2 separate regions of the Homo sapiens genome follow, and region 2 is linked to region 1. The links are chromatin contacts, found by Hi-C or POLR2A ChIA-PET in ENCODE. All regions are on one chromosome and are shown on one strand. The core of a region is the stretch at or near the end of the contact, and the rest is flanking DNA. Distances in the headings are between cores, read along the strand shown.

Region 1 (7,807 bases), core at 2,116-4,615:
TTTCCCAGATTTGAAAATAATATTTCAGATATACAATCATTATGACCAACAGAGGGCAGTAAAGCTGTACTAGCCAGGTTCCAATCAGGAGACAGAAACCACACGATAATTTGTACAAGGAATGTTTCCCATAGATAATTAACTTTAGGCCAGGCACAGTGGCTCACGCTTGTAATCCCAGCACTCCACCCAGCCGAGCCTGGTGGATCACTTGAGGTCAGGAGTTCGAGACCAGCCTGGCTAACCCATCTCTACTAAAAATACAAAAAGTAGCCAGGCATGGTGGTGCATGCCTGTAGTCCCAGCTACCTGGGAGGCTGGGACATGGTAATCGCTTGAACCCGGGAGGCGGAGGTTGCAGTGAGCCGAGATCGTGCCACTGCATTTCAGCCTGGGCAACAGAATGAAATTCAGTCAAAAAAAAAAAAAAAGAAAAAAGAAAAAAGAATTGACTTTAACAGGGGATTGGAGTAATAAGGCCTGGCTAGAAAGAAGTTAAGAGAACTCTTGAAAAATGCAGGAATGGCAGATAGAGGCACAACCATCACTCTTAGGGCTGAGATAAAGCACCCCAGAAGAAGGTCCCTGCCACGGCTGAGATCCAGACCTGATGGGAGAGATCGTGGCAGAGAAGTCACTGAGGTGCCAGGTTGGCAGAAGCAGCTGGAAATCTGCTCTCTGGGGTATCAGAGGAATCACCCACAGTGACACGTCATGTCTCAGAACAGTCTGCAAAGCCACAGGAGAAAATGCAGGGGGAAGCAATTCCCAGGACAGTGCCCTAGTGGCCACAAACTCCTGCAAAGCTGCCCAGGGGGCTTCCAGAGAAAGCTACTGGTGCCTGGGAATTGGAGTTGGTGCTGCAGAAGCCACACATGCTGCTGGAGCTGCCAGACACTGCAGAAGCCGGGTGCCTTGCAGGAGCAGGTGTAGAGAAACCTCATGGGCAGCAGGAGCCTCCCAAGAGGAGTGCACCAGACAGTGAAGAGAAACCCCTTTCTCCTCCCGTGTCTCTTCAGCGCCCTCTACTGACAAAGCTTGACATGCAGCTGCAGGCAAAGGGCAACTAATTACAAGGCTCAGCTCAATTCTAGGAGGTCAGGCAATGAGGGACGTATTAGGAGCTGAGATACAATAAGTTGACAACTGGCACAGAAGCTAAAAGAAACTTTTCTAAATTAATAAATCGCTAAATTTTAACCCACCATGCTAGAGCAAAGATCGTCTTTCTAATTTCTCTGATAAGATTGTTGTCATTTAAAGAGTCAATTAAAGAGCCTATAGCCAAAAAATGAAAAAAAATTATAGATATGTGTCAGACAGTTAATTAATAAAAATATTTTATTTTTCTGGATTTTGTAATGTTTGTGGTATTTTTTACTTTTTAAAATTTATAACTTTTTTCTCATTCTTAGTAATATTTATTTTCATTCCTAATATTGTATTTGTGGCCCAGTCTTGGCTCACTGCAACCTCCGCTTCCTGGGTTCAAGTGATTCTCCTGCCTCGGCCTCCCAAAGTGCTGGGATTACAGGTGTGAGCCACTGCACCCGGCCAGTATTGTGTATTTAAACATAATGAAACATGGAAAAGGTACAGTAAATGTACGGTATAATCGTATGGGTCCCATCATCTTATGGGACCACCGTCATGTATGCCGTCTGTCATTGGCCAGTATCATTATGCAGCACATGACTGTGTATTTGGGAGTGGAATATGCCAGCATTCCATTTAGGGGGGTTCAAGACGTTCGTTGTGGCATGACTTGGAGGGCATCTCCTGCTTCCTCTATTAGATGATAACCTCCTTGAAGGGCAGAGCTAGAATTAACGCTGGGGCGGGGGGGCTCAGAGGCATCATCTAGTCCAATCCCCTTGTGTAGGTGGGGAAACTGAGGCCCATAGCGAGGCAGACCCCTGAGACCCTGAGAGGCAAGACCATGTTGGTGTCACGTTAGAGTCCAGGGCTCTTTCTAGTCTTCCACAGGGTGTGTGTGAGTGTGAGAGTGTGAGTGAGTGTGTCAGTGTGTGGGGGCTATGTGTGTTTGTGAGTGTCTGACTGTTGGGGAGTGGTGTGTGAGTGCATGTGTGAGTATGGGTGTGTGTGGATATGAGTGTGTGAATGTGTGTGAGAGTTTGTGAATGTGTGTGGGTGAGTGTGTCTCTGTGTGTATGAATGTGTGGGGGTGGTGTGTGTGTGCGAGTGTGAGGAGTGATGTGAGTGCGTGTGTATATATGTGTGAATGTGTGTGTTTGTGTGAGTGTGGATGTGTGTGGGGTGTGAGTGTGAGGGAGTGGTGTGTGTGCGTGTGTGTGAATGTGTGAGTGTGGATGTCTGGGGGTGTGTGTGAGAGTGTGAGGGAGTGGAGTGTCAGTGCATGTGTGTGGGTGTGTGAATGTATGAGTGTGTGAAGGTGTGTGTGGCTGTGAGTGTGGGGGAGTAGTGTGACTGCATGTATATGGGTGTGTGGGTGTGTATAAATGAACGTATTTGTGAGTGTGGGTGTGGATATGTGTGAGTGTGGGTTGTGGGGATGTGTGTGTGTGAGTGTAGAGGAGTGTGGAGTGGTATGTCAGTGCATGTATGTGGGTGTATATGAGTGTGTGAAGGTATGTGTTACTGAGTTTGTGTGTGAGTGGGTGGGAGAGGTGTGAGTGAATGTGTATGGGTGTGTGTGGGTGTGTATGAGTGAATGCGTGTGTGTGAGGGTGGGTGTGAGTGATGTAGGGGAAGTGGTGTGTGAGCACGTGTATGGGTATGTGTGGGTGTGTATGAGTGAATGTGTATTTGTGAGTGTGTGTGGTGTAGGAGTGGTGTTTGAGTGCATGTGTATGGGTGTGTGTGGTTGTGTATGAGCATGTGTGAGTTCGTGTGTGTGGGAGTGAGTTTGGGATGTGTGGGGAGGGTGTGAGAGTGTGAGTGTGGGGGAGTTGTGTGGGGGAGTAGTGTGTGTGCATGTGTATGGGTGTTTGGTGGGTGTGTATGAGTGAGTGTATTTATGTGTGTGATGTGGGGGAGTGGTGTGTGAGTGCATGTGTATGGGTGTGTGGTTGTGTATGAGTGTGTGTGAGTTCGTGTGTGTGTGGGGTGTGTGTGTGAGAGTGTGTGTGAGTGTGGGGGAGTGGTGTATGTGTATGTGTATGGGTGTTTGGTGTGTGTGAGTGAATGTGTATTTGTGAGTGTGTGTGTGGTGTAGGGGGAGTAGTGTATGACTGCATGTGTATGAGTGTGTTTGGTTGTGTATGAGTTCATGTGCGTGAGTGTGGGTGTGTGCGTGACTGTGGGTATGAGTGTGTGTGTTTGTAAGTGTGAGTGTGGGTGTGAGATGGAAAGGGGGGCAGGGGTGGAGAGAGATGAGGCAGCCTGAGCCCCGGGACGCTCCCCACCCGTTGACCCAGGAGGCTGAGTCAGGCGCCAGTCCCCACTGCCCCGGCCGCCTCCCAGTTCTTGGCACAGGAAAGCTTGTGCTGGGAGCAGAGCCACAGAGGCTGTTCTTAGAAAATGGCATTGGTTGGGGACATGTAACCAAAGGCTGGAGAACTCGCTCCTTTTCAGCAGTTAGGAGAGGGGCTCTCAGATACTCTAACCCCAGCGCATCTTACCAAGGTCCTGACGGTCTCAGCAGCAGGCTGGGCCAGGGTCCCGACGAAAGCCTTAAAATAATTCATGGGTCAAAAGCATGAACTGAAAAAATGTTAATATTCTTCGTAGTCCGTTAAATTGTACCAGTTTATATCCTCACCAGCAAGGTATGAAGACATGTATTTCCCGGTTCCTCCACCCATGGCAGCCTTGGATATTATCAGATATTTAAACCTATCCCAGCTTAGGAGCAGGCAAATGATTTCTTGTGGTTCATTGTGTTTCTTTAATTACTGGAGGGGATAAACCTCTTTGTAAACGTTTGTGGGTCACTTTAATTTTTTGGTGAATTTCTGTGGTCGTTAATTCGTGTTGGGTTCCTCTTTTGTTTAGGAACTTCTTCACACTTCTTAGAGAGAGATACAGAGGGCTTTTAGAAATGGGTGCCTGGCCCATAGTGGGTGCTCAGTAGACGTCCGTCAAGTTAATGAATGACCATGGAGGATCTGGCTTGATGAGGGGTGCAGTGTACTATTCTCTCAAGGTTCTGGGCTTAGAGGGCCAATATGGTCAAATTTTATAGTGACAGGCCGGGCATGGTGGCCCACGCCTGTAATCCCAGAACTTTGGGAGGCCGAGGCGGGCTGATCATTTGAGGTCAGGAGTTCGAGACCAGCCTGGCCAACATGGTGAAAACCCGTCTCTACTAAAAATACAAGAATTAGTGGCGCATGCATGTAGTCCCAGCTACCTGGGAGGCTGACGCAGGAGAATCGCTTGAACCCTGGAGGCAGAGGTTGCAATGAGCCGAGATCGCGCCACTGCGCTCCAGCTTGGGGGCAGAGAGAAACTCCGTTTCAAAAACCAAAAAAAAAAAAAAAATTACAGTGACGATTCCAGGAAACACACCAAGAAGGAAGGGGTTGGCTTGCAGAACGTGGTGCTTTTAATTCTTGCTAGGCAGGTCTCCGGGGCTGTGATCTAACACAAATTCTGAGTCTCACCACCAGAGGGAGCCCTAGACTCAGGAAGATCCCGAGGCGGGTGGGGTACTGCTCAATTTTTAACAGCTGTGTCCTCAGAGTTTTCCATTTTGCACCTAAAAATTTTCCTCCAGGTTTAATGGCTGAAAAGCATGCAACTTCCAGCTTATTAAAAATATTAATATTTTGAAAATAAAACATGTGACTCTTGGCTGTGTGTTCAGTGATATGCAGGCATCGTATCACTCTGGCACCCACCATTTAAACATACGTAAATGAGTTCTTTAACCATTCTTTCCATCCACCTCCCTCATAAACTTTTATCCTAATATATGTTATGTGTGAAAGTCATATGGCTTATACCTCTCATACTTCTCAGCAATGAAAATATGTTTATACATTGAAATTGAAGGAAGCGGTACCTTTGTGATCAGGTCTGTAATTATGGAAACGTTACCTTCTGCTTACAGTTATCATCACCATTATGGATATTTGATTAAAACAGAATAAATATGTGACAAACTAATTAACAATTGTTAAACATAAAAAGTACGTTTTTATTGGAAATGCATCTCTCAATGAGGTGAATGAAGTTGTTTTTATTTCCTAGCTTACGTATCTCTGTGCTAGAGTAAGACGCATTATAAACATCGATTCTAGTTCTTCGTTTTCTTTATTATTATAGATGTTGATGGTGAGACTTTTTTTTTCTGAGACAGAGTCTCAAAGAAAAAAAAATCAATGCTTCCTGCACTTTTGCTAATTTCACTCCAGTTTGTCGTCCAGGCTGGAGTGCAGTGGTGCAATCTCAACTCATTGCAGCCTCTTCCTCCTGGGTTCAAGTGATTCTGTGCCTCGGCTTCCCAAGTAGCTGGGATTACAGGTAAGTCTGTCTTCTAGCTAATACAAACTTAAATGACCAGTAATAGGGTACGATTGACTAATCTATGGTTATGTCCACGTGGGGAGATATGAAGTAGCTACTGAAGTTATATTAATGAAGGTATGAAATAACATAAAAGATGCTTAAGGCCGGACACAGTGGCTCATGCCTTGTAATTCCAGCACTTTGGGAGACCAAAGTGGGCGGATCACTTGAGGTCAGGAGTTTGAGACCAGCCTGGCCAACATGGTGAAACCCCGTCTCTACTAAAAATACAAAAAATTAGCTGGGTGTGGTGGCGGGCGCCTGTAATCCCAGCTACTCGGAGGCTGAGTCAGGAGAATAGCTTGAACCCGGGAGGCGGAGCATGCAGTGAGCCGAGATTTGCCACCGCACTCCAGCCTGGGCAACAGAGTGAGACTCCGTCTCAAAATAAAATAAAATAAAATAAAATAAAATAAAATAAAATAAAATAAAATAAAATAAAATAAAATAAAATAAAATAAAATAAAATAAAATAAAATAAAATAAAATAAAATAAAATAAAATAAAATAAAATAAAATAAAATAAAATAAAATAAAATATGCTTAGGATACATTAATTAAAAAAATAGGTTAAAAATTTGCACACCTGGGATGATGACTGTAAGAAAAGCTCTTATTAGAGAGAAAACTCTGGAAAACTTTAACATGTTATAATGGTTCTATTTTAGGTAAGGAAAATTACTTAAAATATAATTTTCTCATTTTCTTCTCTCATTTTATTTTATTATTTGAAAACAATTTTAATAATGAAAAAGTAAGAAAAATGTATCAAATAGCATTCTCAAGATATTCAGCAAATCTTCTCTTGGGCCAGCCTTGCATCCAGGTGGTATAGGGATCTGCTGGTAATCCAGGCATCGGCCAGTGGAGTGGGGAAGGAAGGAAAGACGCCCCTCTTTCCCAGCTCCCACCAAAGCTCCCTTACAAGCCGTCCTGATGACAGCAATTCTGTCCCTAACACGGACTCCTCTGTACTACTCCTTTGGGGGTACCCCACTAAAAATCGGCTACATGAGGATAAATCACTTAGACGCTGCAGCAGCGTGGTCATTAGTGGCTTCAAGATGAGCGCACGGGTGGGGGTAAGGAGGTCGGATGGGAGGATGGGGGAATGTGCACACAAGAGCGAGGTCATCTGAAGCTCTGTCTAAAGCTTTGTCTGGAGTGGGTCCTTGTTGATGCAGCCTGGTTGCCTACTGAGCGCCCATTCTCTTCTTCCTTGCTCACAGATTACCTTTTTCTTTTTTTTCCTGTAGTGGGTAGGCAATGATTTCCCAAGATCCCTTGCAATTAGGAGTGTCTATGTGGCATTTTTCTAGGCAGTCAGGTGTGAGGGAGTCTAAGGGATGGGGATTCTGGACGAGCTACTACTATTTGCCTGACAAAAATGGGCAGACTTGGTGGGCAAGTGGTTTCCATTCTTTGCCCTCCCCGCTTCCTCTGGTCTGAACCACAAGCACGATGCCTGGATGCGCAGTTGCTATCTGTTGTCCATGGCACAGAAGCATTGAAAGACAAATTTCAGGGAAAAAAGTAAAACCATGACTCTTCTTCAGGTTAAAAATGAACACTGTTAAAGGTTTTATTTAATTCATGTGGAAACTAGGCAGATGATATAACCATTTCAAAAGAGGAGTCAAGGCTGGGCATAGTGGCTCACACCTATAATCCTAGCCCTTTGGGAAGCTGAGATGGGTGGATTGCTTGAGCTCCGGAGTTCAAGACCAGCCTGGGAAATTTGGCGAAACCCTGTCTTGACCAAAAAATACAAAAAAAAAAAAAAAAAAAAAAAAGCCAGGCATGGTGGCCTGCACCTGTGGTCTCAGCTACTCAGAGGCTAAGGCATGAGAATCACCTGAGCCCAGGAGATGGCGGTTGCAGTGAGCAAGATCACACCACTGCACTCCAGCTTGAGTGAGAGAGTGAGACCGTGTCTCAAAAAACAAAAACAAAAAACAAACAGAGAGGAGTCAAGAAGCACAAATTCATGTGGAGTCATGTGGTGTGAAGGAATGTTGAAATGAGTGGCAGGTAGAGGGTAAGCCTATTTTTCCTACCGTTGGTTACAGAATTGTGAAACAGCTGCCTGGAATCAGAATGTGACTGTGATGCAGGTGGAAGGCCATGCTGTCCACCGTGCATGGTTTTCCCTGCAGCACACATGCTTTCTCCAGAGGGACTGCACACCTCTGGGAAAGAAACAAAAACAAACAAACAAAAAAACCTGTATTTTCTGAAATGATAGTTGTTAGGTTTTGCTAAATGCACCTGACCACCACCTTAATTGCTTGAGCTGAATGTAACATGATTCAGT
Region 2 (7,807 bases), core at 4,029-6,528, 470 kb after region 1:
ATGAATGGCTGGGTTGCCTCCCTGCGGCAGTGAGTCCTGCTCTCTTAGCTGGGTGCTTTAAAGACTCCAGTACCTCCCCCCTCTCTCTTGCTCCCTTGCGTGTGAGCTCTGCATACCCCGGCTTTCCTTCGCCTTCCTCCATGAGTGGAAGCAGCCTGAAGCCCTTGCAAACACCTTGGCAGAGATCACGACAGCAGGAGAAGGTCCAGCCTGGCCCACTCCATCCTGCATCCAGCCTCACAGGCTGGCTGGCTTTGCTCATTACCTGGGCGGAGGCCAAGCTAACAAAGGGAGGAATTTAGTTTATAGTTTAATTTGAAAGCAAGGATGATAATAGTACCTCCCTGAAACCAACTGTTCCTTGCTCAGGGACTGAAAACCAGCTTTGTGAGATGAATGAAAGACCACAGATTAGGATTATGGGAGGGGCCTGAACCGGGCTAACATGCAGGTGTAGTTTCTATGATCTCGTACTGCTCTGGGGTCATGGAGCCAGAGGTCACAAGACTTGCAACTTCCCCAGTTGCTCCTGTAGATAGTATCACTATTTAACACCTAAGATTGGTCTTTTGAGATAATTTTTTAGACTTGAATTCTGGCAACCAATGGACCCCACCCAGACCCATGACTCATGACTCAGCTGACCCTGTGGCCCTCACCTAGAGGCCGACTCAGTGCTGGAGGCCCGTTTCCACACCACTGTGATCTCATCCCCAACCAATCAGCAGTGCCCGTTCCCTAGCCCCCTGCCCATCAAATTGTCCATAAAAACCCTAAGCTCTGAGCCTTTGGGGAGACTGATTTGAGTGATAGCTCCATCTCCCATGTGGCTGGCCTCACATTAAACATTTTACTACAATACCAAGATCTCGGTGAATTGGTTTTATCTGTGCAGTGGGCATGAGGCTCCCACTGGATGGCTGTGCCCTCCCCAGAAGCAGATGCTGGCACCATGCCTCTGTGCAGCCTGCAGAACCATGAGCCAAATAAACCTCTTCCCTTTATAAATGACCCAGCCTCAGGTACTCCTTTATAGCAATGCAAAATGGAGCAACACCGCCTCCCATCCTGGACCTCCACACTCAGCCATCTGTAGGTTCTCCCCATGCCTTCTCCAAGCCCTGCTACATCCCAGCATTCCCCAGCTAGCCCTTAAGGCTGAGCACGGGGCCTTGGCTGTCCCCAGGCATTCCTGGTGGCTCAACTCTTTCTTCTGCTGTTACCAACACCCGCAACTTCTGTTCCACATCTCGCCACCGCCCCAAAGCTCAGGTCTGGGAGCTTGACATTTTTTTCAAGATGTATTCATTTTTAATTACCAATAAGTGAAGCTAGTCTCAAAAAATTGGAATATCAGATAAAGCAACATTTTCCTTCCACCCATCCACTCCTAATTCTTCACTTAGAAGCTACCACTAGCAGTCCAATGCATGTCCTTTTAAAAAATAAAAAAGGTATATATGTGTGTACACACATACATATATGCACATACATACACACATACATCTATACAAATCCAAAACACACACACACACACCCATATATGCTGTGTTCAAATTATTATATGCATATGCTTTCTTCCCCCATAAATGCTTTCCTTACAGTCCCTTCTAGCTTTGATTATCTGTCTGTCTGCAATTCTGTCAGTTACTGAAAGAAAACAGTTGAAAGAGATTGAAAATCTAAACATAAATAACAATGAAAGATAGTGAAAAGGAGGAATACTTTAAGAAATTGATATGGTTTCAAAAAGAGATTTTTCCAGACCCAGTTTCTAAAAGAACAGCTCATTTCCCAGGCTGAACAGTGGACAGCACCAAACCTCCCACCAAATGCTGTACTGAGCTGCAGCCTAGGCCCTGAGGACTGAACAACTTCTCCTGCACCTCCTGGTGCCACTGCTGGGCTCCCAAAGGGACCCTCTGCCTGCAGGGACCCTCCTCCTCCTCTCCCCGCTCCTCCCTCTCACCCTCTCCTCCCACCCCCATGGAGGGCTCTGTGCAGGAGAATGATGTAGAGGGAGGCGGAGGGTGATGGTTCCTGCCAGAGCTTCAAGACCTTCCCATGGGAGCCAGCTCACAGCTCCTACACTCCTTTGGGCACCCTTCCGATCATCAGGTTCCCTGTGCTGCTCTCCGCCCCGCTCAGAAAGCCTGCCCTGTCCTAACTGAGCACAGGCAGTACCATGGAGACAATCTCGTCCTTTCTTCTGAAGCCTGCTTGCCTCTGACTAGGAGCCCTTGAAGGCAGGAATCCTGTCTTTTCATCCACCAATTCCAGCACATTCAATCTACACAACATCGCAAGTTCCCCAACAAGGCAAACTGCGCACACATCCTCCTTCTCTTTGACAAATCCCACCTGTGTGACGTGGAGCCCTCACGCAGCTTTCCCATCAGGACGGGCCTGATTTCCTTCCTCTGTACAGCACTTTGATCCCTCATCTCTAGACGATGTTTATACAAGGAGATGGGGAAAGAAAGGGGCACCTTAAGGCTAAAGTGCACAAACTTAAAGGAAATTGTGACAACCCCACAGCCTTGAGTGAGGGGTGTGTGTAGAGCATGGTCAGGACCTGCCCCCCACAACACACACACAACCCACAGGCGGGAGCACCTTCATTTGTTTTATGTAGAAAGACGAAGTGCAAAATCTGTCCAAGAGATAGATCTGCTCCACTCACACAGAATACGGCCACCATCCCCTCCACCTCCAAGGTGGTGGATGAAGTAGTGAGGCTGACAGAGACCTGGCTTCTCGTCCTACAGCCACTGCTGCCTGATGGAAGAGTTCGAAGTCAGAAACACCGAAATTCCCCTCTTGCTGCCGCCTGGCCTTGCAGATATAAAGCGTTGCTCTAACACACAGTATTGCCAGTCTTTCTGAGTAAAAGTCAGCCTGGAGAGAAAGGTGAACTATCCCAGGCCTCTGATGGTCAAGGACAAATTTGTTTTCCACATCACTATCTTCCCCAATACAAATGTTCTAAGTCAGTAGAAAGAACTGGAAAGAATAGACAAAGGAAAGGAGAAAGTAAACGCCATAAACTTTCTAGTTCGTGGTATATTTCATATTATCATCGACGGCGCTCAAATGAAAATACCTTATCCTCAGATCACAAACACTAATGAACCTACGGAACTCTTTCTTAAACACTCACATTTCCTCCTTCCATTTCCCCAGCAAATCCCTCCTAGCTTCCATTCCCTGCTGCCCAGAGCCCCAAACAGAAAAAGTTAGGATTTGCCAGAAACAGGTGTAGTCAAACCCTCAAATACCAAACCACAGAGAGTGGAAGCCATATCAGGCTGACCAAAGCAGTATGGTCCCGTGGCCCCGGGTGAGGGCCTAAGCTTGGCTCCATGCCTGCAGTTTCCAGAGAAGGCTGGAGGCAAGTGTGTCATCTGATTGTCCATACAAGCTGTACTGTGAGTATCAGGATGTTTACAGTTAACCCAAGGACCTTGCTGGACCAGAAGGATTACGCTTTGATAGATTAGCATGGGAAGAAAGTGACAGGTGGAAACTGATGTTCTGGAGAGAGATTTGTTTAGGGGGAAGTGGGGGTGGGGAGAAACAGATACAGGCACTCAGCACCAAGCTGCTCACAGCCACCTGGCAGCTTCGGTGCCACCGTGGATGTGTGGCTGCAGAAGAGACCCCCAGCACCCCAGCACCCACCTGAAACAATAGCATCAAGGTCTTACTTTTTCTGGAGCGGGAGAAAAACCTGATGCCCCCGGGCGAGGTAGCAGGGTTGGAGTTGGGGGAAGACTCTTTGGAGGAGGAGCGGAAGATCCCACTGAAGCTCATGCGTCGAGGGGAGCGTGGCGGGGACTCCTGGTAGGAGAACGGGAACACGGTTTTGGGAGAGCCGGGGCTGGTCTTGGGCCTCACAGGTGCAGACATGGGGCTGGAGGGCCGGGGCTGGGGGCCTCTGGAGAAGAACCCTTTGGAGGGGCTGCCCGGGCCGAAGGGGCTGTCCACCTGCAGAAAAACAGACGAATGGATGCAGTCACTCCACGCTCTGGACACGCTGCCTCCTGCCCTGTATGAAACTTATCATTGTCCTCTCTCACATGCGGGCCCCCCATAGTACCCTCCCAGAGAAACAGCCCTAAGCTCTTCCACAGAGGTAGCCACTGAATGGTCTGCAGGTAGCACCTGCCCCAAGGATGGCCCCTCACAGGCTGGCAGCACCACGTCCTGGAGGTCCACTGACCATCCTGTCCCACTCCTTAGAAGGGGCTTCCAGGAGGTAGAGGGGAGGAAGGGAAGCGGAGCTCAAAATGAGCGTCTCCCTCCTTTATTATGGGCCTGCCTGCCTTCACCTCTCAAGACCTCACGTCCATCCAAGTTCTGACCACACAGGACTGCAGTCCTCTTGCCTGCCTATAAGATCCCTATGTTCCAGAACAGAGCGGGCCTGGAGCTCCATCCTGAGACCTCAGTCCTAGGTGATGATGAATTTTTCACCTCCAAGCTGCTTCAGCATTTGAAAGACTGAGGTTGCCAACAGAAGTCAGGAGAAAAGTTCACAAAGCCAGCCGGGTACGGTGACTCACGCCTGTAATCCCAGCATTTTGGAAGGCCGAGGCGGGTGGATCAACTGAGGTCAGGAGTTTGAAACCAGCCTGGCCAACATGGTGAAACCCCATCTCTACTAAAAATAAAAAAATAAAAAAAAAATTAGCTGGGCATGGTGGCGGGCGCCTGTAATCCCAGCTACTCAGGAGGCTGAGGCAGGAGAATCTCTTGAACCCCGAAGGCGGAGGTTGCAGTGAGCCGAGATGGCGCCATTGCACTCCAGCCTGGGCAACAAAACGAGACTCCATTTCAAGAGAAAGGAAAGAAAGGAAGGAAGGAAGGAAGGAAGGAAGGAAGGAAGGAAGGAAGGAGGGAGGGAGGGAGGGAGGGAGGGAGGGAGGGAAGGAAAGAAGGAAGGAAGGAAGGAAGGAAGGAAGGAAGGAAGGAAGGAAGGAAAGAAAGAAGGAAAGAAGGAAGTTAACAAAGCCCCAAACCTCTGAGACTCACTTCACCAATGATTTAAAATTCTAGTCATGGCTTAAAAAATTATCAGACCCCATAACTTTAAGCCAAGGCACAGAGCTCATAGCAGACTTTGAGAAATATCTCACGTGCCCGCAGCCGTGTTCCTGCTGGATGCGTGGAGGAGCTCCTGCCCTGCCTCTGGGTGCCGGTATTTGGCCCCTGCTCTGCCACCTGCTGAGCCAACCTGGGCATGTTACTTGGTCTCACCGAGCCTCAGCTCCCTCATCTGTAAAATGAGGATGGCCGTGCCCTCACCTCAAGGGCTGCTTGAACGTCAGATGAAGCCGCGTGAGGCCAGGAAGCACACGGTGCGTGGTAAACAGCTCTTGTCCTACCACTTGGGAAACTTGCAAGCAACACTGAGTGGAAAGGACCTCAGAGATGACCCAGTTCAGAAGCAAGAAGGGCGAGTAACTCGTCCGCAGCGCTCGCGGGGAGCCAGGACCAGGGCAGACGCGGGAAATACTGCCCTCGGGCGGCCGCGCTGTGCTGAAAAGGGAACACAGGACACCCCACAGGCAGCCTCGGTGCCACTTCGGGGTCTCTCTGTCCCACCACGGGGTGCGCTGTCCGGACCGCGGCCTGGGGACGTTCTTCCGCCACTAGAGGGCGGCCCAAGCCCCGAGCCCGCGGCCCCGGGAGGATAGGATGCCCGTGGCGTGGACCCGCGCAGCACAGCCTCCCCGCGCGGCCTCTCCAGCCGAAAGAGCCGGCGCCGCCACGTGGAGGTGTAGGTCCGGCCTGGCGCGGACACCTTCGTGAGTGGGCCCGGCAGGAAGAAGAGTGTGGTGCTATAGGACCTTGTAACTCAAGCTAAGTTTTGAGTTTTTCTTTTTTTGTGTAGTTCTGTTTTTTGTTTTTGAGACAGGGTCTCCCTCTGTCGCTCAAGGCTGCAGTGCACTGGCGCAATCTCAGCTCATTGCAACCTCCACCTCCCGGGCTCAAGCAATCCTCCTACCTCAGCCTCCTGAGTAGCTGGGATTACAGTTGTCCATGCCCAGCTGATTTTTTTTTTTTGACCATTTAATATGAAAAGCATTTAGATTCTCTGTTTATAGAATATCCCAGTTAGCCACTATTCCACCTAACTATGGGAATCAGGACAAATCCTGAGAATAAATTTACAAACAAGAGAGTCTTCAGGCAGGGGGTGGTGTCTCACACCTGTAATCCCAGCACTTTGGGAGGCCGAGGTGGGTGGATCACCTGAGCTCGACCAGCCTGGGCAACATGGCAAAACCCTGTCTCTACAAAAAATACAGAAATTAGCCAGGTGTGGTGGCCTGTAGTCCCAGCTACTCAAGCAGCTGAGGTGGGAGGATCACTTGAGCCCCAGAGATGGAGGTGGAGGTTGCAGTGAGCAAGGTGACACTACTGTACTCCAGCCAGCTTGGGTACAGAGCAAGACCCTGTCTCAAAAAAAAAAAAAAAAAAAAAAAAAAAGAGGTTCTTCTTCAAGTGGTGGGTGCTGTGTGTGCAGGTCTAGGGTGGGATGGGGGCTGAGAGAAGCCAGTAGGAACAACACACACAGGCACCAGGGTGGTCCTATCACAAGGTGACATAAGCTGGTCCTGGGTGGAGGCCCGGGTTTGGTCACAGCTCAGTTTCCCGCAATGTGGACAACGACTTGGTTGTCCAAGCCTCGTTCCCAGGGCTGAGACAATCACGACAGCAGCCTCGAGGGTGTGAACCGGAAGAGGAGCCGAGGCCACATGGGAGGACCGGAGGGAGGGGTGGGATTTTGGAGCTGCTGGAAAGGTGAGCCCGGACCTGGTGCATGGACGTGCTCTGTTTACAGCATAGGGAGCTTGCTGGGGAGCCGGGGGAGAGGGCCGAGCCAATGCAAATGTCCAGTCCTACAGGGAAACAGAGACACATAGGGGAGCGGGGCCCCAGGAGAGCTTGCAGAGTGCCCACAAGGCCGAAGCACCATAAGCACCATGCAGATGGATAAATGGCCCGGAGCTGAAACCTGCCCCTTAACAGAGGCCCTGACCCAGAGGAGGCCCTGACAGCTGGCTAGGCTTCAGAGACGCAGTGACAGGGCCGGGGAGGTGTCCAGTGCCCAGAGACAGAGGAGAAGGGGTTTGAAGCACAGAGACAGAGGGCCGGCCATTCACTTGGGCCACCATGAGGGTGGGGGTCACGGGGGAAGTTGAGCCATGAGCCCCTGGAGAACCAGTCATGAAAGGCCAGTTTAACCATATTTGATGAGCAAGGGGGACCCCAGGATTATCCTGAATGGGGTTCCATTCTGTATTCTGAATCCAGGCCAGTGGAGTCGGGCATCCAGGGATCAGGCCTGAGGAGGGAGCCCTAGGAAGCAGCCCTGCCAGTCCTGTCTCTGGAAAATGGCCGAAGCATGCTGGATGCTGGGCCCTGTCTGACCCCTCTCACCGGGAACCTTGGGGGCCAGATCACACTCCCAGACGGTGGGAAAGCCAGGCGGAGGGACAGGCCTGCTGGGGTGGGCTGCGTGGCGGTGCAGATAACAGGCGCCAGCTGAAGCCACCAGGGACAGGGCCTCAGGCCTTGCTCTTGGGCAAGCTATAGCCAAATGATATGTTGGTGAATGCAACCGGATGATTCCCCGGGTATTGACAAGACTCCCAAGTGTGTGCCTGGCTCCGCAGAGCTAATGGAGAGCAGGCATTCAGCCGTCTGCGGAGCAGAGCTCTGCCTATGGGGCCATTTGTCATGCAGCTGCCAGAGAGGAAGCTGGGGCCAGGGCCTGGCTGTGGCCCCTGTGTCTCTC

What was found. Hi-C counts contacts between places; a loop is a spot of excess contacts on that map. ChIA-PET counts read pairs that join two places held with the same protein, here RNA polymerase II (POLR2A). Pooled maps may share reads with other maps.
Region 2: a map of PC-9 shows a loop between it and region 1 (12-fold over the local background). The contact joins two enhancer-like sites. A Hi-C loop is called at or near these places in 1 of 168 maps with a recorded cell type or tissue (PC-9) and 6 of 50 pooled maps. POLR2A ChIA-PET finds 5 or more read pairs at or near these places in 4 of 52 experiments (BJ, HCT116, activated naive CD8-positive, alpha-beta T cell and 1 more).

Annotation. Positions count from the first base shown.
Region 1 is chr7:151,310,651-151,318,457 of GRCh38, forward strand. No RefSeq gene overlaps it. Among named protein-coding and RNA genes, the nearest start is that of NUB1, 27 kb to the right of the region's middle. Within about 2 kb of position 3,366, at least 4 of the 41 ENCODE cell types and tissues checked have a DNase peak (open chromatin) inside an H3K27ac peak, as active enhancers do.
Region 2 is chr7:151,777,445-151,785,251 of GRCh38, forward strand. It overlaps PRKAG2 (protein kinase AMP-activated non-catalytic subunit gamma 2), which reads right to left. Exons shown (of 16, transcript NM_016203.4): 3 at 3,708-3,987. Among named protein-coding and RNA genes, the nearest start is that of PRKAG2-AS2, 25 kb to the right of the region's middle. RefSeq lists silencers at 5,442-5,531, 5,642-5,741 and enhancers at 6,473-7,362, 7,363-7,807. Within about 2 kb of position 5,279, at least 13 of the 41 ENCODE cell types and tissues checked have a DNase peak (open chromatin) inside an H3K27ac peak, as active enhancers do.